Linked DNA regions of Homo sapiens: regions 2, 3 and 4 are each linked to region 1. The links are chromatin contacts, found by Hi-C or POLR2A ChIA-PET in ENCODE. All regions are on one chromosome and are shown on one strand. Each heading gives the region's core, a stretch centred on a gene start or an enhancer-like site at or near the end of the contact. The rest is flanking DNA. Distances are from core to core; before and after follow the strand shown. Region 1 holds the start of UPP1 (uridine phosphorylase 1). Region 2 holds the start of MYO1G (myosin IG). Region 3 holds the start of CCM2 (CCM2 scaffold protein). Region 4 overlaps CCM2 (CCM2 scaffold protein).

Region 1 (6,534 bases), core at 1,792-4,291:
GGGAAGAAGTAGGGTTTAGGGTCAGGCAGAGTCCTGATCCCCAGGGCCAGTTTCTGTGGGGCAGGAACATTCCCCCGTAAGAGTGGCTCCTCTGAAGAATGTGCCCTCTTACAACCTCCCCTAAAACTCTGCCCCCTCCAGGCTGCTATTTTTGTCTTTAGGGGTAGGGAGCTAATGGGAGGGAGCAGCCCCCCAGTGAACCAGGCAGGGGAAGAGCTAAGAGGTGAGCTCCCTTGGGCCAGCAGCTGAGAACATCCCACTGAATCAGAGACTGCTGAGTGGCCCCCGGAAAGCTCTCCAGAGAGAATCCAACCCCGTTTGTAGAAAAGGAAACCAAGCCAAAGACAGAACTTCCCGTCTGGCCTTGTAGAGTAAGGATGTTTCTCTCTAGGTTTGGTTGCTTTTCTTTACTCTGAACCAGAGAAACCAAGGCCACATCAGCAGAGAAATCAGTTCCCTTGTCCAGTCACTGCTTTCCGCTGGCTCCTTCCTAGTGGGCTCCAGGACCAGCCTCACTCTCTCTTTCCCTTTGCAATCTTAGTACCTGCAGGATCCCCCCTCCTGGGTGTGAGTGTCCCAAGAACTAACTTCTCTCCACTTTTCAGCCCTGCACTCAGGGAGGGTCTATTTAACCACACCCACGTAGGCAGAGAAAGTTGCAGATGTCTGCAGTGCTCCAGTGGAAAAGACCCTGGTGTTGAAGATGTCAGACTGCACTGATTTTAGAAAACCTTTCTCCTAACATTGTACCACAATGTTCTCCAACTTCCGTAAGGAAATGAAATTCAGTTTCTCAACAAGTCTTCTCTCACCTCTCTAGAAAGCCATGCTCTTCGCTCCCCTCCCCACATAACAGGAGAGTTTTGCTGGTTTTACCTGGGCTGCAAATTCTACCTCCCAGGGAAATCCTAAACCTGGCTTAGGATTTGGCTCCCCAAGGAAGAGTCTTTTCGGTGATCACCTGGGGCTCTCTACCTATTACCAGCCAGATCCATCTTACTTAAAAAAAAAAAAAAACTGAAGATGTTTTTGATTTTTTTTTTTAGTTTTAACCCGTTAAACTCAAATCAGATTGGTAAGTTACTTGCATAAATAACTTAGCTTGTAAACATTTAAAATACTTTTTTGAATGAACATATTTCAAAAGCAAATGTGTGTGAGAGAGAGAGGAGAAGGAAGAAGAATGTTTGTTGTTTATCTTTAGGGAAGAGGAAAACCTAGAAGTTTCATTTTCTGTTATATATTTGATTTTTGGTTTTTGGGTTTTTTTGTTTGTTTGTTTTTACAATAAGTTTGCGTTAATTTTAAGATCAGTAAAGTCAACAAAATTCCACTTTGACAAAAAGCCCATGTAAAGAAACACTAATTTATCCTTCTTAAATGAAACATGAATGCCCACCAGTGCTGAAAGTATTGGAACCAAGAATATAATTTGTGCTCGATACACCTGTGCTGAATTAAAACGGTCTGCGGTGATGAGGTTTAATGCAGAGGACTAGAAGGTCAGGGTAGCCTCTGAAAAAAGAAATAATGTAAGAGCAGCTGAGAAATGGGGAAAGCTTGGGCCAAAATGCAGATGGGCAAACAAACTGAAAGGCGGGAGAGACAAAGGCCTGCCCTGGGAATGGCTCAGCAGCGCTTGTAGAAATCCAGAGTAAGACATTCTTTCTATTCAAGGAAGTCACAAAGTTTTTTAAAGACCCGCGGTTACAGCCAATGAATGGAACCAATGGTCTTTTTAACCAGAAGACCCCAGGAAGGCAGAAAATGAGCCAAAGAAAGGCCAGGCAGGGGACAGTGGGGAAAGGAAACAGGGATGGAGAAGCAGAGAGGGAAGTGCAGAGACAGGTCACCCAGGCGCCTGGAAACTGCCTCTATGGCCTTCACGGGAAACGGCCTCTTTCTACTCCGGATCCCAGACTGTGTTTCTTTGAAACTGACCGTCAGAGGAGAGCGGCTGGAGGCGGACAGACGTCTGCAGTGGGAGGCGCTCCAGGCGTTCCAGGCAGTGTCCTGCCGGCGAGTCACCCGCGACCGCGAGTCACCTCACCAAGCCCTGAATTGGGACAGGAGACGAGACGTGTCGACGAGCTGCGGAGTTCCTCGCTTCTCTGGGCCCTGCCAGGTCCAAGAACAGGTTGCCATATAAAAGAATCGTGAAGGGACCCCCTTCCCCATGCAAATTATGTCATATAACGCATATGCCTGTGAAGTTTCTCTGCGGAGCTGCCAGATAACTCGATGACAATATTTTATGCGGTAACATTTTGTTAAATGTTGACTCGATGGCCACTTGACGCCATCTGAACTCTGAAAGCTCGCGTAACAATCATCCTCCAAATGAAATTTTACCCCCTTCTCCCTTTAAAAGGCGGTGGGGACAAAACATCACTTCGTCACTTAAGTCACCATCTCCTTCCTCTTATCTGGGGCTCCCAGCATAGTTCTAGGGGTTCCCGCACTCCCCGCCCGGGTTTGGGCTGCGAGAAGCGCCCGCCTGCGCCCTGCGGGACCTGACCCTGCCGGCTCTGGCTTCACCCTCGCTGCGCCTCGGCCCGGTGGGCTCCCCGCCCAGAGCCCCGCGCGCTCCGTCGCCGGGACGTGGGAGAGGTAGGCACGGGGTGGACCCGAGGAAGCACATCCCGCCCGCGCGCTTCCCCCACGCCCACCTCGCTCCGCACACACCAGCCCCAGAACCTCCCGGCCGCGCGCCCGCCTCCCCGCGCAGCCGCGCCGGGCCGCTCTCTGCTCCTCTGCAGCTCACAGCCAAGGTGCACCAGAGCCTCCGTCACCGCCCCTACAGGTAAATGGGCACGTGGCCAAGGCAGGGGACGGGCTAGACCCCTGGGAAGAGAGAACGGCGGGAGCCGGGCCGCGGGCGACTCACCACTCGGCCTGCGCAGAGAGCCGCTACACCCGCGGCGCCATCCTCGCACTGCGACACCGGCGACAAACGCAATGCTCCAGGGCCGGACGAAGGGACGGCTCTCGGGAGGCTCGCAGACGGCGGGGCGCGGGTCTGTGCGCCGGAGCACTCGAATGAGGGAACCACCTGCGAGGTGAATCTCATATGGAGTCTGCGAGCGGCCCCGCCCTGCCCGGGGGTTACCGCTAGGCTCGGGCCCCGCCTGCCCTGGGCCGGCGAACTCAGCTGACCGCATCCTGGGCCATCCCGCAGACAAGCCCCGCCCGCCCCCACCTTCCTCTGCCCCTCTGGCCCCGCCTCCCCCGCCTTCCTCCTCTCCACCCTCCCGCGAAGGTCCCGGGAGGCTCAGCCCGCAATTGCTTCTCGCCTCTGCAGAGCAGCTGGGCAATTGTAAAGAACCAGCAGCCAGTTCTGTTACTCATTAAACAGCCCCTACTACAGAGGAAATCTTCTTACCCACGTGGTCCTAACCTGGGGCGGAGGAAACCGGGCTAGAAGCGGCTCTAGGACTAACCCAAGGTCACGCCGCCAGGCAGGATCCCCGGTCTGTCTGTCTGGCGGTGGCCCCGCGGCTGGGGCCAGCGGAGAGAAATGACAGCGTGGAACCAGCCCTGGCCCGGTGGTCGGGAATGTGGAGCTGGCACTGTCACTGTGTGTACCCTGGATCTCTCTGGACGGCCTCGGCTTCCCCCCTGGGGAGTTTCTCTGGGACCTTCCTGATCCTGGGAGTTCCCGCTTGCTGGGGCAAAGCCAGGAGCTCGCCCGAGGAGGGGAAGTGACTCATTCACTTCGAGTCGCAGCTAAGTGGCCGAACTGCCTCAAACCGGCGCTGCACTCTGACCCCCAGGGGCCGGACCTGCCTGCCCCCGGCCGGTGCCCACTCTCCGTCTCAGGCGTCTTTCCTGGTCCTCTCCCTGCTTCCCGAACGCGCACTCTGGTGAGAGCACAGAGCCTGGGAAAGAAGACGACCTAGAGGCCCGGGCAGCCCAGCACCTCTGTTACTTGCTTCCTAAAGGGAACTCCAGTTCCTGAGAAAACATGGGGTTGGGCCGGGAGTGGTGGCTCACGCCTGTAATCCCAGCACTTTGGAAGGCCGAGGCGGATGGATCACCTGAGGTCAGGAGTTCGAGACCAGCCTGCCCAACATGGTGAAACCCCGTCACTACTAAAAATACAAAAAATTAGCTGGACGTGGTGTCGCGTGCCTGTAATCCCAGGTACTAGGCAGGCCGAGGCAGGAGAATTGCTTGAACCCAGCGAAGGATGCAGTGAGCCGAGATCGCGCCATTGCACTCCATACTGGGTGACAAGAGTGAAACACACAAACAAATCAAGGAAGGAATTAAGGGTTTTATTGAAAATGAAAGTACGGCCAGGCGCAGTGGCTCACACCTGTAATCCCAGCACTTTGGGAGGCCGAGGCGGGTGGATTACAAAGTCAGGAGTTCAAGACCAGCCTAACCAAGATGGTGAAACCCCGTCTCTACTAAAAGTAAAAAAAAAAAAAAAACAAAAAAAAAAACCTAGCCGGTCACAGTGGCAGGTGCCTGTAATTCCAGCTACTTGGGAGGCTGAGGCAGGAGAACCACTTGAACCTGGGTGGCAGAGGTTGCAGTGAGCTGAGATCATGCCACTGCATTCCAGCCTTGGTGACACAGTGAGACGCCATCTCAAAAAAAAAAGGTAAATGAAAGTACACTCCACAGTGTGGGAGCGGGCCTGAGCGTAGGGGCTCAAAGGCCCCATTCCAGAATTTTGGGGAGTTTCAATGTCCTCCGCTTGGGGCACACACTATGTAAATGAAAGGGATGATGCAAAGTTACAAAGTCATTTACTTGGCCTACGCAGAGGCTATTTCCTGTCATAGCTAAAGTGTGAATCGGCCTTATGTTCCCTGCCTCCAGACCCTATTTTGCTGCCTCAGACTGAAGACTGAAACTGGCCTGGTTAGGAAGTTGCTATTCTCTCTCTCTGAAGGTAGATTAACAACTTAGTTTTAGTTTTGTTACCGGAAAAGGGTCCCAATCCAGACCCCAAGAGAATGTTCTTGGATCTTGTGCAAGAAAGAATTCGGGGCCAGGGTGAGTCCACAGAGTAAAGTGAAAGAAGCAAGCTTATTGAGAAAGTAAAGGAATAAAAGAATGGCAATTCCATGGGCAGGGCAGCCTCTAGGGCTGCTGGTTGGCTATTTTTATGGTTATTTCTTGATCATATACTAAATAAGGGTGGATTATTCATGAGTTTTCTAGGAATTCTTCCTTTTAGAACATATAGGGTAACTTCTAAATGTTGCCATGGTATTTATAAACTGTCATGGTGCTGGTAGGAGTGTCGTTTAGCATGAGAATGCATTGTAATTAGCGAATAATGAGCAATGAGGAAGACCAGAGGTAGTTTTCCTCACCTTGCTGGTTTTTGGCAGGTTTTGGCCAGTTTTGGCTGGCTTCTTTACTGCATCCTGTTTCATCAGCAAGGTCTTTGTAACCTGTATCTTGTGATACCACCTGCCAACCTTCTATTTCATCCTGTGACTAAGGATGCCTAACCTCCTGGGAATGCACTCCAGCAGATCTCAGCCTCATTTTACCCAGCTCCTATTCAAGATGAAGAGTCTCTGAGTCGACTCCTGCTGACATATTTCCTGACTCTACAACCCTTAGGATTAAGGGTTCCCTTGTAAAAGGGAAGGGGGAATAACCAAATAACTCACCCCTTTCTTGGAAAACTCAGGAATAATCCACCCCTTGCTTAGCACATATTCAAGAGTAATCATAAAAAATACCCACCAGCAGCCCTTGGGGATGCTCTGCCTATGGAGTAGCCACTCTTTTATTCCCTTCCTTTCTTAATAAACTTCCTTTTACTGTTCTCTGTGGACTCACCCCAAATTCTTTCTTGTAGGAGATCCAAGAACTTTCTCTAGGGCTCAGGATCAGGACGCCTTTCCAGTAAGTTTGGTGACCTGAAACGTTAGCATGGGTGACTTTATTTTTATTTTTAGTCTTGTCTTTTGGGGCCTAGTGCAAGAGCTTAGTCTAAAACAATGGCCTCCTATAATTTGTGTTTAACATTTGTCAGGTTAAAACCTTGTCAGTGTGACAAACTGGAAACAAAATTGTGTCGGGCCACTACTAAACCACACCCAAAATACCTGTGTCATCAATGTTTGCAAGCAGAGAGCAAATGCAGCCCACCAATGGCCACCTAGAGCAGCAGCTGCTAGAGGCAGGAAAGTCTGGAAGAGACCCAGGGCTTGCAGGCTCAGCCAGGATCCCCCTGCTCCTCAACAAGGTCTTTGGGCTCTTTCAGAGATGCAGTTGGCCCTGAGCTCTGAGAGGTGGGGAGGGAAGGGGCTGAGAGGCTGAAGGCCAGGCCACACCAGATAGTGACACACCACTGCCCTTCAGGTTTCCCAAATCTAAGTAACTTCAAACTCTTTGAAATTCTCCCAAAGCTAATGTGTCTACCTAAAAGAAAGATGAGACAAAATTAACATAGAGAGTTTATTTGTGCCCAGGTTGAGGACTGTAGCCCAGGACACACTTCTAAGTTGCCATGGGGAGTGCTCCAAGAACAAAAAGGAGGCTCAAGTTTTTAAAGAAAAAAGA
Region 2 (6,534 bases), core at 1,433-3,932, 3.1 Mb after region 1:
GGAGCTGGCCTTGTGGCAGCGCCTCCTAGGCCTCCACTCTCAGTTCCAGGAGGCTCAGTTGAGCTGTGTGGCCTGTGGCCTATGAGAGTATACCCCTAGGTAGAGCCATTCCCCTACAATTAGCCCAATGGTATCACCTCAGATGAGGTAAAAAAAAAAAATTTTTAATAGAAATACTAAGTTATGGTACAGTTGTGTAGAGCCGAAAAAGCAACTCCCCTGAAAGGGGACATTTTTCTGGGGCTGGGGATTTGCTGCAAGGTCAGCACCAACAGAGCAAGCCTGGGATTTGAAGGTTGCAACGAGGAGGGTGAGGGCAAGGGACCTGCAGGTGCAGCCGTAGGAGCCCTGGTGGAGGCAGGCATTGTGAAACTGATCCAGATGAGATAATGAGAGGGAAACTCACTGGGGCCAGGATGGTTTCCTCAGCCCCTGCCAGGCTTGAGTTGGTGGTGGCCCCTCCTTGCTGTCCTTCCATTAGGAGCCTCTGCCTTTGTTCATCTACCTGTTCTACCAGTCATACCCTGTAAGGAGCATGCCCTGGGGAAGCTGCAGATAGAGCTACCATTTGTCCTCCCTTCTGAGGACCAGGCCGTGACTCTGACTGACCGACTTTTCCCTGGGATTTGAGTAGGACCCACTGAATTCAGTGCTATAAGGGCCCAGAGGTCTGTTGACCCAGGAGGGAACTTCCTTTGTAGTGATGTCATCTCAGCCTCGGTTTTAATATATGTAAAATGAAAATAACAGTAACTCCTACATGTGTCATGAGAATCAAATGAGGCAATGCATGGCAAATTTGTGCAAACTACCAAGGAAGGACGCCCAGGGTCCCAGCAACCAGCAGCAGCTAAAGCAAGGGCGGGCAAACTCCTCCCACCAGCCAAATCTCTGAGCTAAGAGTGGTCTTGACATTTTTAAGTGGTTAGTGGTGGGGGAAATACCCAAAATAGTATGATTACGTGACAGATGAAAAGTTTGCGAAGTTCAGATTTCGGTGTCCTTAACGTTTTACTGGAATACAGCCATCTTGGTTCCACTGGTTGGCTTGACTCCCTGGGGGTTGGGGAAGTGAAACTTGAAAAGACAGATGAGCTGGCAAGAGTCTGGGTGAGAATTCCCAGACTTGAGTGTAGGTTTGGGAAACCCTTCAAAAGCACCAGCCCAAGAGCCTGGGGGTGGGGAGGAGGCCACACTTGTCAGAGTTCCGAAGGACTGACTTTGAATTTGCCCAAGAGGAGCCCCAGGTCTGGCCCAGGGTGGAGCCAGAGGCTGCCCACTTACAAATTTGGGGATTTTTCAGGCCAGTGGCCCCTTATTGCAGTGGTGCGTGACTCAGTTTTATTAGGTACTTGAATAAGTACTTTCAGTTTTATCAGGAATGCATTTGCTTTAAGGTATTCGAGAGAAAAAAATAAACTTAACTTGCCTATCCATTACTTCAAAGTTTAAAAAATGGGATGACTGAAAGACAATAGTTAAACTAGTGCTTATGAGTACAACAAATCTCAAAGGCAGCACATGAATGACTGAAGTTTGGGAATTCTGGAGTCTGCCCTTTGACCTCCCTGTATGAGGGAAGGGGTGAAAGAGAAATGTCACCAGTCTATTTGTAGGATGAGAGAGAACTGCATCCATTTGACCTTTGATGAGAGAATCGCCCCAGTGTTCCTAGAGGATGGGTGTGACCTGCCCCAGTCTGTCCTGGGATGAAAAAGAACTTTTTCCAGTCTGCCTGGAAGCTAAGAGAACTGCACCCCTCCCACTTCTTCCAGGAGCACTAAGTGTCAGGAATGCAGTGTCTGGAGATTTTGGCCACTCCCTAAATGCAGCCGCTCCCCAAATGCGCTGCCTCATCTTCAAAGTGCAGGGACAGCAGCTCTGAGATGAGGCCACAGGGCTCCAGGCATGTTCCTGGTCCTCACTGCAGTTTATGGGGGATCGGCTGGACACAAGTACAAGGCAGAGGACAGTTAGGGGCACAGGGGTCCCACTGAAGGCCAGCCCCATGCAGAGGATGCTCTGGGGTCCTCTGTCCCTCCCCCGTGGCTGGGGTGGGGAATTGCAGTGCTAGGACCACTGGCCCTTGGCAGGTCACACAAGAAGCTTTGCTCGTCTACACCCCAGTGTGGCCTTCACACTGCAAAGAAGGCTGTTGCCCCCACCCCAAAGGCCTGGGCATTAGGATCCTTTTTCATTTTTGTATTAATGTACAATGTACATACAGTATATTGCATCTAGTGTTCAGTTCTGACTTGAGAGACACACACAGCCAGGTAACCAAGATCACGTCAAAAAATCTTTCTTTAAAGTCCCACAAGTGACTCTAACGTGCTGCCAGGGTTGGAAGCCAACCCACGGAGTCTTGTCTCCTGCTTGTGGGTGGAGGGGAGCTTCCGAAGGAGGCCAGCGAAGAACCCTCCAAAGCGGGGAGGACCCAGCATCCGGCCCCTCGCCCCTGGCGTGCAAACGGGTCAGACCGTTAGGCACAGCCTCCTTGTGGGGCGCAGGGACAGGAAGCAGGGTTTAGAGCACCTCGAGGGGGAAGGAGTGGCAAGTGCGGAGGGCAGCCCCTCCCAGGACTAGAACCCACTTCCTACTTTACACCAGCACTGGAGGAGGCTGGTGGGGCAGGGCGGGGGCGGTGGGGCCTCCCCTAGCCTTCCCTCCCCCTCTCCTTCACTGTCCTTCCAGCAGGCACAGGAAGGTGAGGCAAGGTGTTTCCAGCCGGCAGGATGGAGGACGAGGAAGGCCCTGAGTATGGCAAACCTGACTTTGTGCTTTTGGACCAAGTGACCATGGAGGACTTCATGAGGAACCTGCAGCTCAGGTAGGCCCAGGGCAGGAGGCAGTGGCTCCCCTCCTCCAGGGTCTCCCACCTTGCGTCCTCGCAGAGACCTGAGGGAAAGAGGAAGGCACGCTGCTGTCCAAGGGAGGGGGCAGTGGCACACACCCACCCAGACCAGATGGGGCTGAAATGAGTGCCTCAAAGCACGGCCCCAGGGGACAGGAACAGACAAGGAGGCAACTGTCCCTGTCAGGGCTGGCAAGTCAGCACCGGAGCTGCCCACCACCTCAACCCACCCCTGCCTCCCACACAGTCCAGGCATCTTCTGCCCCTTCTTTCCTGCCCGACGGGGCCAGGGCATGACACTTCTTGGACAGATACATACCAGGCACTATCTTTCCAGGAGGGACCAGGGGCACCTCCCTCCAGCCACTTCCCAGCCAGTTGTTGATGCTCCCTCGATGCATCTCATCCATGGGGCCTGGCCTGAGCCCTGGGGACACTGAGATGAAGCAGTCAGGCTCCACCCTAGGGTCCAAACATTCCCACCAAGTTGAGGTGACATTCTCCTGGGGTACATGGAGTATCACAGGACACAGTTGGTAGAAGTGATATTGGAGCCCAATTTACCATCAAGGAGGGCAGGTGGAGGGCAGGGAGAAGCCCGGGAGGTAGGGGCATGGCACAGTAGGGTGGCCATACAGGCAGCTGGGCTTCCTGCCAGGACTCCCAGGGAGGGGCAGAAGGCCACTCGCTGTGTACTCCGGAAGCTCCCTGGGGAGAGCTTGGGGACCAGGATCCCCACTAAGCACCGAAGGCAAGAGACCACGAGCCTGGCTCAAAGAGGAGGGCTAGCCAGGACGTGAGCTAAGCACTTTGTGCACATTGTTCTACCTCATTCTTATAAAATGAGCTTATGAAACATTGTCCTCTCTATTTTGATGAGGAGAACACTGAGCCCTGGAGACGTGGGTGACTTGTGCCCTCATCCCCAGCTTGTAGGAGGATGGGAGCTAGGCCCAGGAAAACCCATGTCAGAGGTGGTGGAGAAAGAGGAACCTCAGGACAGGCCCACCCAGGACAGGCTGCCGGGAGACAGGGCCATCCAGGGAAGGGTGGGTACCACACACCAAGGGGAGATGGGTCTGAGGGGCAGGCCTGCCAGTCCTCCTCCCAGGGGCAGAAAGGTCAAGAGAAGGGCAGACATCCACCCCCACTGGGGACCAGGTTTGTGAAGGAAAGGGTCAAGAAGTCTGAGGCTGTGCCAGGGGAGAGGCAGCAGCCACTGGCCACAGGCTGGGGGGTCGGGGGTGTAAAGACAACGACATCAACTCCCTCCCTGTCATCTGGGTGGGGCTGGGTGGGGTCCCCTTTTGTCTCTGGGTTCCCGCCCAGGCCTTGAGACAGGAAACAGCCGAGGAGGCCCCTCCTTCCCCTCCCAGCCCAGTCACTTCTCAACCCCATCTCCCCATCTGCCCTGCGGGGTTCACCCCAGGAGCCAGCCCTGACTCACGGCACCCAGTGCAGTCTTGGGCAAGTCTGTTTCCTTTGCAAAATGAGTGGTCATGTTTCCAGTGACCTTGGGATCCCTGGGGAGACCACTGTGGACCCCAAACTCTATGCCGCAATGGAGACAGTCTCTGAGTGGCTCAGCTCACCCAGGATGGCACCAGGGAGACGCAAGGTCAACACCTGCCCCCTTCTTCCTTCTCCACTCTCAGCCCGTCAGGGTGGGAGCGCTGGCCTACTGGGGCCAGGCCCTGATATGGGCTCTGGCGAAAGGCCTGTGGGTGCCTGTAAGCCTGTGAGTGCTGAGGCCTACCCCTGCTGTGTCCAGGTTCGAGAAGGGCCGCATCTACACCTACATCGGTGAGGTGCTGGTGTCCGTGAACCCCTACCAGGAGCTGCCCCTGTATGGGCCTGAGGCCATCGCCAGGTACCAGGGCCGTGAGCTCTATGAGCGGCCACCCCATCTCTATGCTGTGGCCAACGCCGCCTACAAGGCAATGAAGCACCGGTCCAGGGACACCTGCATCGTCATCTCAGGTACCTGTCCCTGCCGCCGGGCCCCCACCCTCGGCATCTTCATTTGTGAACATTTGGGAGGGCCATTAGAGCATCTCCTGTGCCCTGTGTCCTGATGGGGGCCCTAGGACCCCATCTTGCCAGTCTTGGGGGTGTGAGTGGGCACAGGGAGCTGGGCTAAGAGAGCGAACCTGGCTGATTCTCTCAACTCTGGTCTTTCCGGCAGGGGAGAGTGGGGCAGGGAAGACAGAAGCCAGTAAGCACATCATGCAGTACATCGCTGCTGTCACCAATCCAAGCCAGAGGGCTGAGGTGGAGAGGTGAGTGGCAATGGGCAGCTCTGGGCCTCAGCATGGCAGGCCAGGGACCTCAGTGTGGCAGGAAGGGCTGGCTCTGGGGAGTGAGAGACGGCAACTGGAGTCTAGCTCAGGTCAAGTTCAGTGGGAACTTGGGAAGTTTCCAGATAATGCCAACACACCCGGAGGTGAGACAGGGTGACCCATGCCAAGGACCTCTCCTTGGGTGGGTGAGACCTAGCCAAGGTACTGGGCCTACCAGCTGGGAGGAGGCAGCAGCCACAGGTAGGATGAGGAGAAGTGCAGCAGGGCCCAGAGATGCTTGAAATGGCTCATGGACAGGGCAGCAGGCAGATTCCATGGAAACCTGGAGAAGCTGGCAGGCCCTGGCCAAGATGGCCAAGCATGCCAGGTGGCTGTGTGGGTGATGGCCAGGAGCCTTGAAACCAGGAAACCTGTCCCTTATGGAAGCAGCTTCCTCTGTCAGTGCCTGTCTCTTCCTATCAAGAGGCAGCGAGATGGGATTCAGGGGGGACAAGCAATGTCAGTTCCTGAGCACATATGGCCAGCACCACTGCCCACCCCTGCAGCTGGAGGTCTAAAGCCCAGTGGTCAGAACAGCCCCTCCTCCCCAGGCTGCAGCTGAGGCCTGGGAGGGGAAGAGGTGGCTGTGAGAAACAAGGACCTCAATGCTACACAGACCATGCTGAGCACAGCCAGCCCGGCAAGTGCATTTCCCAGCCTCTCAGAGGTGAAGTGACCGTCACACAACCTCAGAGGCAACACTGGGCGAGGCCAGGCCATTGGTTCCCTCTCAGCAAGTTCAGAGGAACTCATCCTGAGATGCTGTGATTTCTGTTGGGAAGACTCAGGGGCAGAGACAGCATTCCCCAGATGGGAAGTCTTTGCCTTAAGACCCAGCCCCTCTGCCCTGACAGGGTCAAGGACGTGCTGCTCAAGTCCACCTGTGTGCTGGAGGCCTTTGGCAATGCCCGCACCAACCGCAATCACAACTCCAGCCGCTTTGGCAAGTACATGGACATCAACTTTGACTTCAAGGGGGACCCGATCGGAGGACACATCCACAGCTACCTACTGGAGAAGGTGGGCAGGTGGGCTGAGGAGACCTCCATGGGGAGCCCTGGCCGAGACCCATCCCAGGCCTGGGAAGGTACCCATCCCGACGGTGCAGCTTAGGAGGGCTGGGCTGTCTCTCCCTGTGGCCCTTCTCTGGGCCTCAGTGTCCTCATAGTCAGGACTCTCTGACCCCCAGCCTGCCTTGCACCTGGGAATGTTCAGATGGGGTCCCCAGGGTCAGACTCCTTCCCAGGCCTGAGTCCATCTGCCCCTCTCTCCTCAGTCTCGGGTCCTCAAGCAGCACGTGGGTGAAAGAAACTTCCACGCCTTCTACCAAGTAAGCCCTGA
Region 3 (6,534 bases), core at 2,914-5,413, 3.1 Mb after region 1:
TTGTTTCTTCTATTTTGAGTAAAGCAAATCCCAGAAATCATATTATTTCACCTACAAATATCTCAGAATACATGCCTATCAGATCAGAACTTAATTATCATACCCAACAAAATTAATAATTCCTTATTTATTATTTAATATCTAGTCCTACATTTCTAGGGAACTTTATAACCTTTTTTTTCTCTTTTTCTTCTTGAGACAGGGTCTTGCTGTCACTCAGGTGGTGGCACAATCACACTCACTGCAGCCTCGACCTCCAGGGCTCAAGCGATCTTCCCTTCTCAGCATCCCAAGTAGCTGGAACTACAGGCATGCACCACCATGCTCAGCTAATTTTCTTATTTTTTGTAGAGATAGGGTCTCACTACATTGTCCAGGCTGATCTCAAACTCCTAGGCTCAAGTGATCCTCCCACCTCAGTCTCCCAAAGTGCTGGGATTACAGGCGTAGCCACTACACTCAACCTATAACCTTTTTCTACCTTAAACAATGCAAATAAACTAGATGAATGTAAAAATATTTAACTTTGATCAGTGTGAAATCATAGCCACCTGGTGGGGCAACCGAAGACCAGAGGCAGCAGAGAAGCTGAGACCCACAAGGTTAAGGCCACAAGATGGTTTTTTTTTTTTTTTGGAGATGGAGTCTTGCCCTGTTGCCCAGGCTGGAGTACAGTGGCATGATCTCAGCTCACTGCAACCTCCACCTCCCGGGTTCAAGAGATTCTCCTGCCTCAGCCTCCTAACTGGGATTATAGGCACATGCCACCACGCCCAGCTAATTTTGTATTTTTAGTAGAGACGGGGTTTCACCATGCTGGCCAGGCTGGTCTCAAACTCCTGGTGTCAAGTGATCCGCCTGCTTCGGCCTCCCAAAGTGTTAGGATTACCTACACCCAACCCTGACAAGACAGCTTTTTTGGGCTGTGATCTGAGTATAAAAATCCACACAACCCAACTTAAGTGCATCCAAGTTTCTAATAAAAAGGAATTACTGTCAGGTGCGGTGGCTCAGCCACCCAGCACCTTGGGAGGCCAAGGTGGGTGGATCACCTGAGATCCGGAGTTTGAGACTAGCCTGACCAACATGGAGAAACCCCGTCTCTACTAAAAATACAAAAATTAGCTGGGCATGATGGCACACGCCTGTAATCCCAGCTACTCGGGAGGCTGAGGCAAGAGAATCACCTGAACCCGGGAGGCGGAGGTTGCAGTGAGCTGAGATCGTGCCATTGCACTCCAGCCTGGGCAACAAGAGCGAAACTCTATCTCAAAAAAAAAGGAATTACATAGTGCCACAATGCACAGAACATGAGTCCATACCGTAGGTAGGAGCCTTATTCTCCAAACCCCAAAACAGAACTTGTAGGCTAAAAAGTAGACACTCTGTAGACATCAGGACAGAAGAGCAGCCCCAAGTGGTCACTTCTACTCCCCAGGCCCCACACCTTTAGTGGCCAGAGGACTTTTCTGTCAATGCACTCATTCCTTCAGATGGACCCATGAGTGATCCATCTCCCCATCAGCTCCTGGGGGCCACAAGCTCTTCCTGTATCCCCATCACCCAGTGAGTTTCATGGGACACAAGAGGGGCTCAACAGACATTTGTTAAACGAACCATGGCCCACTTGAGGAAACCCAGGTGTACAGTCATCATCACCACATGTGCTGAGGTGACTTGAGAAAGGGCAGTGATACACTGGGGCCAAGTTTCCGTGAGACTCACTTTGGTCCATAGGTTCTCTGCCAACTCACTGATTCCTGTGTCCTGAGGAAAATGGGCCGAGGTAAAAAAAAGCCTGAATCACTGCTTGGCAGACACCAAGACAAGTGTCTGAGATTAAAAAGAAAAAAAAAAAAAAGGCCCACCTGAGCTCAGGTGATCCTCCTGCCTCAGCCTCCCAAGTAGCTGAGACTATAGGCGAGCGCTGCCGCGCCTGGCTAATTTCTGTATTTTTTGTATAGATGGGGTTTTGCCATGTTGCCCAGGCTGGTCTCGAACTCCTGAGCTAAAGTGATCGAGCCTTGGCCTCCCAAAGTGCTGGATTACAGGCGTAGCTACCATACCCAGCCTAATTCTGCATTTTTTGAAGAAGCTAACTTAGAAGAATTTAAGCGTCCAAACTGTACCTTCATAAAACTATTGTCAGCACTTCTGCTACTTATGTCTGAATTTGTGTATAAGTTTAGAGCAATGCAATTTACCTTAATGAGAATGATTTAACCACCGAAGTTATTAAACTGGAGGTGATCTCACATTGAATGTGGTAGCTGAGCAGGAAGGTTCTGCCAGCTTGCAACTGGCAGAGTACACGAGGTAGTGTTAAGTCATGACCTGGAGAAGAATCCATGCCCCAAAGCTCCTTGTCTGGCTTGTCTACAGGAAACAAGCTAAGACAAGTGGCAGAATACAGAAAAAACACAAAACCCCTGGCTTAAGCAACTACATAACAACTGATTATCTCCTCTAGTGAGAAAATGAAATTAATAATTAACCTGTTTATGCCTAAATTTTTTCATTACCCAACTGGAAAATTCTTGATAATTTTACTGTTTTTTCACTTGTACCCCAAAAACAGTCTTACTGCTTCTCTCTCTCTCTCCCTATTTGCTGGGTGTTTCATGTTTCTACCAAAGCTGATAGACAGCTCTAGAAAAAAAAATCACTCAATTCCATCCTTGCCTATCACACACAGGTAGATGGGCCAGGTACTCCTGTAAGCGGTGCACAATGAGGTCATCAGTCCTTAGCGCGCTCTTGGATCCCGGCATTCCACAGAGCACATGGCTCACTTTCCGCAAAGCTCAGCATCATCCACACTCGGGCCTGATGGTCCCTACTAAGCAGCCACCGGGTTAGCACCTCTCCTTTCCAGCTAACTCCTTTTACACTGCTTGGCTCCTCCCTCTTCTGTGCGCAGCACGCATCTCTAATCTAACACCTGCAGGCTGAATCACTATCTTGAGCTATTTTCCAGACTTAAAACATCTTTGTAGATAACCGCAAATTATACTGCACCTAAATTAGACATGCATGGTGCTAACATGAAACAATGAGTTGAGAAAGTAGAGAACCAGCACCACAGGACTCCCTGAAGGCCACCTGGCTACATTCTATTTCAAACAGGACTTTTAAATGGGGCACTCTGTCAAACAAGGTGGTGAGTAGCTGTCAATTAAAGGACACTTCCCTGCAGAGTTCAGGGTAGTAAAATCATAGTTAGGAATTATCGAGGTCTGCTTTAAACTTGTGGATAAAAGTGCGCACACACACATCAAAAAGAAAATGATAGCCAAGACGTGAAGATTATAAAGCATTTATTTGAAAAAGATACATTTTATTAAAATCCATTTTCCACTTTAATGGTAGTTCAATCCACATCGTTTTTCCAGTCTTAAAATGTTTCTTTATCGACTACTATAACCCTTTACTGTAATTAAAGCCACATTTTGTAAAACTACATAAACTGGGGTTTGACTATGAACTATGTCCTAAATCCCACTGCCAAATGTAGCTAGCGTCACTAAAATCAATCAATGGTTTTAGGTCTGAGTGATAGTGGACGAGTGAGCTGGCCATAAGGTGAAGGCCACCCTTGCTTTTACTGGATATCCAAAAACGAAGTCCAGTGAGCAGCAAACGTCTCCACGTTAACCACACAGCCCACTAGCTCCAGTTCCAGCCCTGGACAGCTTTCTGGCCCCTCGCCGGGCCCACTTCCTCTGCAGCCCCAGGTCCCGACGCGCAGGGAAGGCCGTCTGGGGCCGAGGTCGGGGCGAGCCGCTGCCCGGGCCAGAGGAAAGGCGCGGCGCTTCCTGCCCGCCCGGCCGCGAAAGCCCACCTGACCATTGTCCGGGGTCTCGCCCTGCCCCGCCCCGCCCCGCCAGCTGGCCCACTGCCCCCCCCCCCGGGCCCCAAGGAACACCCGCCCACCCCACCCTGGCCCCTCAACCCAGCCGCCCGCCGACCACAGCAGTAGGACGCCCCCGCGCACGCTCACCTTCTTGCCCTTCTTGCCCTCCTCTTCCATATCGCCGCGTGCGGCTCCCGCGGCCCGCCCGGCCCGCCCCGGGAGCCCCGCCGCCAGCAGCCGCTACATGCTCGACCCGGGCCCGCCGCCCCCGCGCTCCCGGCGCCGCCCGCCAGCCGGGCCCGAAGTCTCCGCCCCGGCCGCGCCCCACACCCGCACTTCCGGGCCCGAGCCCCCTCCGCCCCGCCCAGGCCCCACCTTCCCCAGCGCAGGCCCCGCCCACGGTTGTCGCTCATCCTCACTTTCAGGCCCAAGGGAATCCGACCCGCAGCGATCAGACCCCGCCCCTTCAGGGAGAACACGGCCCGTTGGCCCCGCTCACGGCGAGAGCACCGCCCACAGGCTGAAGATCCTGCCCCTTCAGGACGGCCGAGAACGCGCCTGCCTTGCACCACCCCCACCCCGCCCCGCGTCCTTCAGGAGAGCCGGAAACGCTCCTACCCCTACTTCGCTTCTGCACGGCCGCGAGAACGCACCTGTCCAGCCCCCTGTTCGCTCCGCCCACTCAGCGCGCGCGGGAGCGCGCGCGGGAGCAGCTCCAACTTTTTCAATTTGCCGCCATCTTTACGGCGGCCGACTTCCCAGCCTGCCTCGCGTCCAGGGAGGCGGAGCTCAGGTCTCTGAAAAGGGGACGGGGGGCGGGGGACGGGGGACGGGGGCCGGCGGGAGGGGACGCGGCCGGCAGATGGCGAAGGAGGGGCGCGAGGAGGCGGCCACTGTTGAGGGGCGGGGCGTCCCGCCGAGAGTCTGGGTGCGGTGCGGTTTTCTTTTTTCTTGTGTCCCACTTTATTCCCTGAGCCACAGGGAATCCGTTTTCTAGTACTTCTCTGTTATAAAGTCTGCCTGCCTTAGACAAACACATTTGGAAAATAGAAGTGCAACCACAAGGATGTGCAGACCCTATCAGAATAAAATCGTAGAACCTTACCAGTCATCCGGTATAATTTCCACATTTTCCAGATGAGGTCCGGGGAATGAGGTGATTCGCCCAAAAGCACACTACAAATTGGAGTCACCAGCAGGTCTGCTATTTTGCCACTAAACCAATCTGCCGGTAAGAACTTTGTAGCACAGCTAGAATGTAAACTGTGTTTTTTTGGTGGTTTTTTTTTTTTTTTGAGACGGAGCCTTGCTCTGTCGCCCAGGCTGGAGTGCCAGTGGCGTGGATCTCGGCTCACTGCAAGCTCTGCCTCGCGGGTTCACGCCGTTCTCCTGCCTCAGCCTCCCGAGTAGCTGGGACTACAGGCGCCAGCCACCACACCTGGCTAATTTTTGTATTTTTAGTAGAGACGGGGTTTCACCATGGTCTGGATCTCCTGACCTGGTGATCCGCCCACCTCGGCCTCCCAAAGTGCTGGGATTACAGGCGTGAGCCACCGCGCCCGGCCTAATAATTCTTTATATTAAACTTTTCTTTACTGTGTTTCTGTCTCCTGACTGGGCCTATGTTATACTGATATTCAAAAGAAATACTTGGTCTCTAGACCTCTCCAAAGGCATAAGTATTCCATTCTCTGCAAGATAAAGCAGAGATAGTGGAAACACCCTTTCAATCTGCCTTCTGCAATAATCCAGCTTGCCACATTTACACACGCAAATGATGTAGCGCATCTGGTTGTCATTATTTTCCCACCATTCACAGAACAAAGGCCTGATATTTAAAGTCTTCCACCGTCTTCCACAAATGCATATTTATCACTCCATAATACAGTAAACAACACTACTAAAACTTCTCTTAGCCTAACTCTGGATGTGCTGACTTCCTCAGGCTGTTCTTATCCATCAGAATACCTTTGCCCTGTCTTTGCATACACAGGTTCATGCTTCAAGCAAAAGTCCACTGGCTAATGATCAGATGGTGATAACTGGGAATAAAGACAATAAAATGAGAAAAGCAAAAAGGCTGTTAGCTTGCTATAACAAGGGAGTCAGCCACCATCATTTGTATTTGGATGAGACTCAATGTCAGGCAGAGGAGTGGGTAAGCTTTATAGTGAAAAAAGGGAAGCCTCCAGGGATGTCCTCATTTGAGGCTGTTGGCCTGGGGAAGCAAGGGGCAGGGCATCCCAAGTGATTGGTTAGGGGCACATATTTGTCTTTCTCTGGTTGCTCCTAAGCTGGAAGCAGGACCGAAAACTAGGAAAGCTGCCAGTTTTTTTTTAATTGACAAATAATTTTTTGTTTCTTTTGTATTTTTAGAGATAAAGTCTCACTCTGTCCTTCAGGTTAGAGTGCAGTGATGCAGTCATGGCTCACTGAAGCTTCAACCTCCTGGGCTCAAGCAATCCTCCCATCTCAGCCTCCCAAGTAGCTGGGACTACAAGGACGCATCACCAAGCCTGGCTAATTTTAGTATATTTTTGTTGAGACAAGGTCACACTATGTTGCCCAGGCTGGTCTCAAACTCCTAGGCTCAAGCAATCCTCCCTCCTCAGCCTCCCAAAGTGCTGGGATTATAGGCATGAGCCATCGCACCCAGCTAACACATAATAATTGTACATATT
Region 4 (6,534 bases), core at 1,635-4,134, 3.1 Mb after region 1:
TTCTGTGTGGAAATTAATTTAAATCTGGAAGTTAATTTAAAACCAAACTGTCAATCAAGGTGCAAAATAGTTATTTTCACACCTGCAGTGCCTTGGGATCTTTACACTCTAAAAACCCCCTTTTGAAAAACATACTAGAGGATCTACTCCCAGCAAAACGAGGATCATCCAAGAGAGAAAAAGATGTGGACTCCAAGAAACAGTGGAACCAACCCAGGAAGCAGAGAAAAGAAATCCCAGGGTGACAATGACAGTGTTCAGCAAGCAAACAAAGGAAAATCTGTAAGATTCCATTATGTAAACTAAGAGCCTAGAAGTTCTTGACGATAAAAACATGTTTCTTGGGCCTTGACTAAGGGCTGGCCTGGACATGCAGAGATGAAACTCCACAATGCCTACAGGTAATCATTTAATGTTTGACTGACTGCTGAATGGTGATGCCAGAAGTTATTATCAGCTGAAGAGTCTTTCCTGAACATTATAATCAGCTGAAGAGACTTTGCTGAACTGGCTACTCAGTAGAAATCCAAAAAGTCCACACTTTAGGTGTAAGGAAAACACCCAGAACTAAATTCAAAACTGATACAGAGGCCGGGTGCGGTGGCTCATGCCTGTAATCCCAGCACTTTGGGAGGCCAAGGCAGGAGGATCACCTGATGTCGGGAATTCGAGACCAGCCTGACCAGCATGGAGAAACCCCCAACTCTACTAAAAATACAAAATTAGCAGGGCGTGGTGGCACATGTCTGTAACCCCAGCTACTACGGAGACTGAGGCAGGAGGATCACTTGAACCTGGGAGGCAGAGGTTGCAGTGAGCCAAGATTGTGCCATTGCACTCCAGCCTGGGCAACAAGAGCAAAACTCTGTCTCATAAAAAAAAAAAAAAAAAAAAAAAAAAAAAAAAAAAAAACTGATACAGAGCTATCAAAATAATGACTAAACAAAGATGCACACGACAAAAAAAAAAAAAAAAAGATTTCCCAGTAATCTCACTGCCTACCATAATAAAACTGAATCTCATTCACAATAACAAGGCATTCTCTAGAAAAAGGCTGAGTAAACTCTACCACACAGGCAAGCCACCTGTTTTTGTAAATAAAGTGGGGTTTTCTTGTGTTTTGTTGTTGTTTTTGTTAGTTTTGTTTTTTGAGACGGAGTCTCACTCTGTCATCCAGGCTGGAGTCCAGTGGCACGATCTCAGCTCACTGCAACCTCCACCTCCCAAGTTCAAGCGATTCTCCCGCCTCAGGCTTCCAAGTAACTGGGATTACAGACGCGCAACACCACACCCGGCTAATTTTTGTATTTTTAGTAGAGATGGGGCTTCGCCATGTTGGCCAGGCTGGTCTCGAACTCCTGACCTCAGGTGATCCACCCTCCTCAGCCTCCCAAAGTGCTGGGATTACAGGTGTGAGCCACTGCACCCAGCCGTAAATAAAGTTTTATTAGAACATTTAAAAAAAGAAGTCTGGGCCGGGCATGGTTCTCTCACTTATAAGTGGGAGCTAAACTATGGCTACACAAAGGCACACAGAGTGATATAATGGACACTGGAGACTTAGAAAGGGAGAAAGTGGGAGGGAGGTGAGAGATGAAAAATTACCTACTGGATACAATGTACGCTTTTTGGGTGATGGGTACACTAAAAGCCCAGACTTGCAGGGTGAGGTGGCTCATGCCTGTAATCCCAGCACTTTGGGAGGCCGAGGCTGGTGGATCACTTGAGCTCAGGAGTTCGAGACCAACCTGGTCAACATGGTGAAACCCCGTCTCTACTAAAAATATAAAAATTAGCCAGGCGTGGTGGTGGGCACCTGTAATCCCAGCTACTCGAGAGGCTGAGGTAGGAGAATCGCTTGAGGTCGGGAGGCAGAGGTTGCAGTGAGCCGAGATCGCACCACTGCACTCCAGCCTGGCCAACAGAATGAGACTCCGTCTCAAAAAATAAAATAAAAGCCAGACTTCATCACTATACAATTCACCCATGTAACCAAAAACCACTTGTACCCCAAAAGCTACTGAAATTTTTTAAAATTTAATGTTTCTTTTGAAAGAAAAAAGAAAAGCAATTCATCAGAAACTCTAAAGAAAAGGCCAGGCACGGTGGCTCATGCCTGTAATCCCAGCACTTTGGGAGGCCGAGGCGGGCGGATGACGAGGTCAGGAGATGGAGACCATCCTGGCTAACACGGTGAAACCCCGTCTCTACTAAAAATACAAAAAATTAGCCGGGCACGGTGGTGGGCGCCTGTAGTCCCAGCTACTCGGGAGGCTGAGACAGGAGAATGGCGTGAACCCGGGAGGCGGAGTTTGCAGTGAACCGAGATCGCACCACTGCACTCCACTCTAGCCTGGGCAACAGAGCAAGACTCCATCTCAAAAAAAAAAAAAAAAAAAAAAAAAAAAAGCTGGTCCAAAAAAAAATAATGATCCCCACATGAAACATACTAAAATGTGGCCTAATTCTGAACGCCAACCACAGCACAGATTAATAATCTCCATTTGTTCTCATTGCTTCACATTCACCTTCCAAAGTACAGATTTTGTGGCAAAAAGCTACATCCCCTCACTTACTGTAACCACACTACTTGACATACAATTCAGACTACAATAAAGTCCTAGGTGTGCTCCACTGCTATTGGACTGTCATTGCTTCTAGGTGTTTTCCATGCAGATAGCTAAGAAATACGTGACAGCTCTAATTCAAAATGAATCTAGCAAAATTTTTCCTTAAGTTCTTTAACTTTATACTTGTATCCTTTAAATTCTTACATGAAAAAAAGGTTGCTACCTACATGGTTGATTTCACATGCCACTAATGAATCATAACCCACAGTGTGCAAAACTGTGAGAAGACAGCTTCAACAGCTGTCACAGCCACGCAAGGCAACAGCAGGAACAATGACTCCACCTTCCTTCCCTCTCTCATCCCTTCCCCTCTCCTCCCCTCCTCCTCCTCCCTGTCTCATCTTCCCCTGCCCCATTCTCCTCCTCAGCTCCTCCTCCTACTCCCCTGCCTCATCTCACTCACTCTGCAAACTGCACTTCCAAAGGCATACCCAGGGGACAGGGAGATGGTGCTTGATGCATAGTTTTATTTATTTATTATTTATTTTATTTTATTTTTTTTTTTTGAGAAAGAGCCTCGCTCTGTCGCCCAGATTGGAGTGCAGTGGCGCGATCTCAGCTCACTGCAACTCTACCTTCCGGGTTCAAGCAATTCTCCCTGTCTCAGCCTCCCGAGTAGCTGGGATTACAGGCATGTGTCACCATGCCTGGCTAATTTTTGTATTTTTAGTAGAGTCGGGGGTTTTACCATGTTGGCCAGGCTGGTCTTGAACTCCTGACCTCAGGTGATCCGCCCGCCTCGGCCTCCCAAAGTGCTGAGATTACAGGCGTGAGCCACCGTGCCAGCCTATTTATTATTTTTTTTATTTTTTAGAGACAGGGTCTTGCTCTATTACCCAGGCTGCAGTGCAGTGGCACAATCATGGCTCACTGCATTCTCTAACTCCTAGGCTCAAGCCATCCTCCCACCTCAGCCTCATGAGTAGGCTGGGACTACAGGCATGTCGCCACACCTGGCTTTGGTGCAACAGCTTTAAATCCACCTGACCTCTGCCCTTCTGACACAGCACTCGATATTCTCGACCTCATGAGCACTAAGACCACCCTCAGACAGTGAGGGAGATTCAGGCAGGCAGTGACAGCTCCCCAGAAAGCTCTTTACACAGTGGGCACTAAGCAAGTGTTTGAAATAAATACCAAGGTAATAAGACTGTATTATTACTGCTAACACAGAAAAGCATACACAAACAGGAAAGCAACGTGAAAGACTAATAACAGTTGTTTCTAGTGGGTGTGATTTTTTTCATATAATATATTTTGCTACTTTCTTCTGAGATACAAATGTATTTTTTAGTAAGAAAACTTAACAAGTTCATTTTGGAAAATACTCAAAATTTTTAGCAAATACCACTTTCACCTAATAAAAACTGTTCTCTTGAGAGGTGGGTAAAGAAAAAAAGAATAAACCTTGGTTCTACCATACAAAACAATTTGTTAACATCTACTAAAATTACAAATGCACTTATGTTTCCCAGCAAGTGCATTTTCGGGAATTAATCCTACAGATGCATTACATACATGACAGGTTAGAAAATTAATTGCTTCATTATTTTTTAAGCAAAATGACAACCTAAAAGTCCATAGGAGGGCTGCTGTTTAAATACAGTAGCCCACAGATAAAAATGCCATTCCACCCTAAAGAAGAATAAAGAAACTATATATCTATAATGAAAGAGCTCCAAAACACACTGTCAAGAAAAAATAAACCCAAAGAAGTTCTTATTCCCTTAAGAGAGAAGTAGACTGTATCAAAATAACTTTCTCACAGACCGAGATTATGAACTCTAGATAAAATGTGAAAAACAATCTTCTAAAGACACTGGAGACAAACAAGAAATAAAAAAGAAGCTTGGAATTTATATGACCCTTGAAAGAAGGGAACATCACTGGGCAAGATCCACTTTTATATTGCTTTACTCCTGAGAGTATGCCCCAGTCTCAGAGGAGTGGAGCAGAGAAAAAAAAGCTGCAATTTTATTGGCCTGACAGGTTAAAGGAGGATTTGAGACTGCTAAAGAAGCTGGAAATTGAGAGGGAAATATAGGAAAGGAGGAACCCACTAAAAAAGGAACCCAAAGTCTGAGTATAAGGTCCCCTCAAATCTTTGGCTGAACCCTGAACTGCGTAAGCGGAGGTGAGACTCCCACAAGCCCAGAAAGGACACGATAGCTTGAAGGTTGAAGGAGCAAGCTGATGGCTGGGTGCGGGAGCTCATGCCTATAATCCCAGCACTTTGGGCGGCCAAGGCAGGAAGATCACTTGAGTTCAGGAGTTTGAAACCAGCCTGGGCAACATAGTGAGACCCCATTTCTACAAAAATAAAAATTAGCCAGATAGTGCATGCCTGTAGTCCTACCTACTTGGGAGGCTAAGGTAGGAGAATTGCTTGAGCCCAGAAGTTTAAGGTCACAGTAAACTATGATCACACCATTGCACTCTAACCTGGGTAACAGAGCAAGATCCGTCTCAAAAAAAAAGCTGAGATTTTAGCTCTCCCTAGCTGCAGGGTAGATAAGAGTTTGGAGTCCAAGTCCTGCCAAGTTAAAGGGGCTTAATCAGTACCTTAAACACTTGAGACTATCCATTTGAAACCCCACAAAGGCCACATCTTAGGAGTAAAACATACATTCCAGGACTAAGAAATTTACCCTAAGAGTAAGGACAAAGATCAAAACTGATCTACCAAACCAAAGTATAAAACCCAGCCAGGTGCGGTGGCTCATTCCTGTAATCCCAGGAGGCGGAAGCAGGAGGATGGCTTGAGGCCAGGAGTTCAAGACCAGCCTGAGCAACATACTGAGATTCCATCTATATTTAAAAAACTTTTTTCATTAGCCGGGCACAGTGGTGCATGCCTGTAGTCCCGGCTACTCAGGAGGCTGAGGCAGGAGAATCACTTGAACCCGGGAGGCGGAGGTTGCAAGGTTGCAGTGAGCCGAGATCACGCCACAGCACTCCAGCCTGGCCAACAGAGTGAGACCCTGTCTCAAAAAAAAAAAAAAAAAAAAAAGGCCAGGCGCAGTGGCTCACGCCTATAATCCCAACACTTTGGGAGGCCGAGGCAGGCAGATCATCTGAGGTCAGGAGTTCGAGACCAGCCTGGTCAACATGGCAAAACCACATTTCTATTAAAAATACAAAAATTAGCCTGGCATGGTGGTGCATGCCTGTAATCCCAGCTACTTGGGAGGCTGATGCAGGAGAATCACTTGAATCTGGGAGGCAGAGGTTGCAGTAAGCTGAGATTGCGCTACTGCACTCCAGCCTGGCGACAGAGTAAGACTCCATCTCAAAAAAAAAAAAAAGAAATTCTTAAAACTGTCAAATAAAAGACATTCAGTACAACAAAAATGACAGGTAACTTCTCAAGAGAAAAAATGGATGCCAGAAGATAATGAGTCTTCATCTTTAAAATGCCAAAAGAAGCTGGGCATGGTGGCTCACGCCTTGGGAGGCTCAGGCAGGCAGATCACTGGAGGTCAGGAGTTGAAGACCAGCCCCATCAACATGGTGAAACCCCATCTCTGCTAAAAATACAAAAAAAAATTAGCTGGGCGTGGTGGTATGTGCCTATAATCACAGCTACCCAGGAGGCTAAGGCAAAAGAATCACTTGAACCCAGGAGGTGGAGGTTGCAGTGAGCAAGATCACGCCACTGCACTCCAGCCTGGGTGACAAAGCGAGACTCTATCTCAAAATAAATAAATAAATAAATAATAAAAAATGCTGAAAGAAAACAGTCAACCTAGAATTCTATATCCTGTAAAACAGAGGTCCCCAGCCCCCAGGCCACAGACTGGTCTGGGTCCGTGGCCTGTTAGGAGCCAGGCCGCACACAGCAGGAGGTGAGTGGAGGGCCAGCAAGCATTACCACCTGAGCCCCGCCTCCTGTGAGATCAGTGGC

What was found. A loop is a pair of places that touch in the nucleus more often than their neighbours do. ChIA-PET counts read pairs that join two places held with the same protein, here RNA polymerase II (POLR2A). Pooled maps may share reads with other maps.
Region 2: a loop to region 1 is called in a pooled map, with 11 times the contacts of the local background. The contact joins the promoter of MYO1G here to the promoter of UPP1 in region 1. A Hi-C loop is called at or near these places in 9 of 37 single-sample maps with no recorded cell type and 14 of 50 pooled maps. POLR2A ChIA-PET finds 5 or more read pairs at or near these places in 2 of 52 experiments (H1 and common myeloid progenitor, CD34-positive).
Region 3: a map with no recorded cell type shows a loop between it and region 1 (20-fold over the local background). The contact joins the promoter of CCM2 here to the promoter of UPP1 in region 1. A Hi-C loop is called at or near these places in 9 of 37 single-sample maps with no recorded cell type and 9 of 50 pooled maps.
Region 4: a map with no recorded cell type shows a loop between it and region 1 (8-fold over the local background). The contact joins the enhancer-like site here to the promoter of UPP1 in region 1. A Hi-C loop is called at or near these places in 3 of 37 single-sample maps with no recorded cell type and 1 of 50 pooled maps. POLR2A ChIA-PET finds 5 or more read pairs at or near these places in 1 of 52 experiments (GM12878).

Annotation. Positions count from the first base shown.
Region 1 is chr7:48,085,772-48,092,305 of GRCh38, reverse strand. UPP1 (uridine phosphorylase 1) reads right to left here and starts at 3,041. Exons shown (of 9, transcript NM_003364.4): 1 at 2,888-3,041; 2 at 1,942-2,118. RefSeq lists silencers at 2,477-2,666, 3,007-3,346 and enhancers at 2,447-2,976, 3,487-3,696, 3,509-4,038.
Region 2 is chr7:44,975,163-44,981,696 of GRCh38, reverse strand. It overlaps MYO1G (myosin IG), which reads left to right and starts at 2,682. Exons shown (of 22, transcript NM_033054.3): 1 at 2,682-2,830; 2 at 4,626-4,834; 3 at 5,040-5,133; 4 at 6,048-6,213; 5 at 6,470-6,523. The coding sequence starts at 2,736. RefSeq lists enhancers at 943-1,072, 2,300-2,349, 2,380-2,449 and a silencer at 2,650-2,739.
Region 3 is chr7:44,997,830-45,004,363 of GRCh38, reverse strand. CCM2 (CCM2 scaffold protein) reads right to left here and starts at 4,163. Exons shown (of 10, transcript NM_031443.4): 1 at 4,001-4,163. The coding sequence starts at 4,030. LOC102723334 (a long non-coding RNA gene) reads left to right here and starts at 4,356. Exons shown (of 4, transcript XR_428139.4): 1 at 4,356-4,646; 2 at 4,991-5,084. RefSeq lists silencers at 3,687-4,216, 4,847-4,896.
Region 4 is chr7:45,018,166-45,024,699 of GRCh38, reverse strand. All of the region lies in intron 1 of CCM2 (CCM2 scaffold protein), which reads right to left. Among named protein-coding and RNA genes, the nearest start is that of CCM2, 21 kb to the right of the region's middle. Within about 2 kb of position 2,884, at least 2 of the 41 ENCODE cell types and tissues checked have a DNase peak (open chromatin) inside an H3K27ac peak, as active enhancers do; they include GM12878, where a contact is called at or near this core.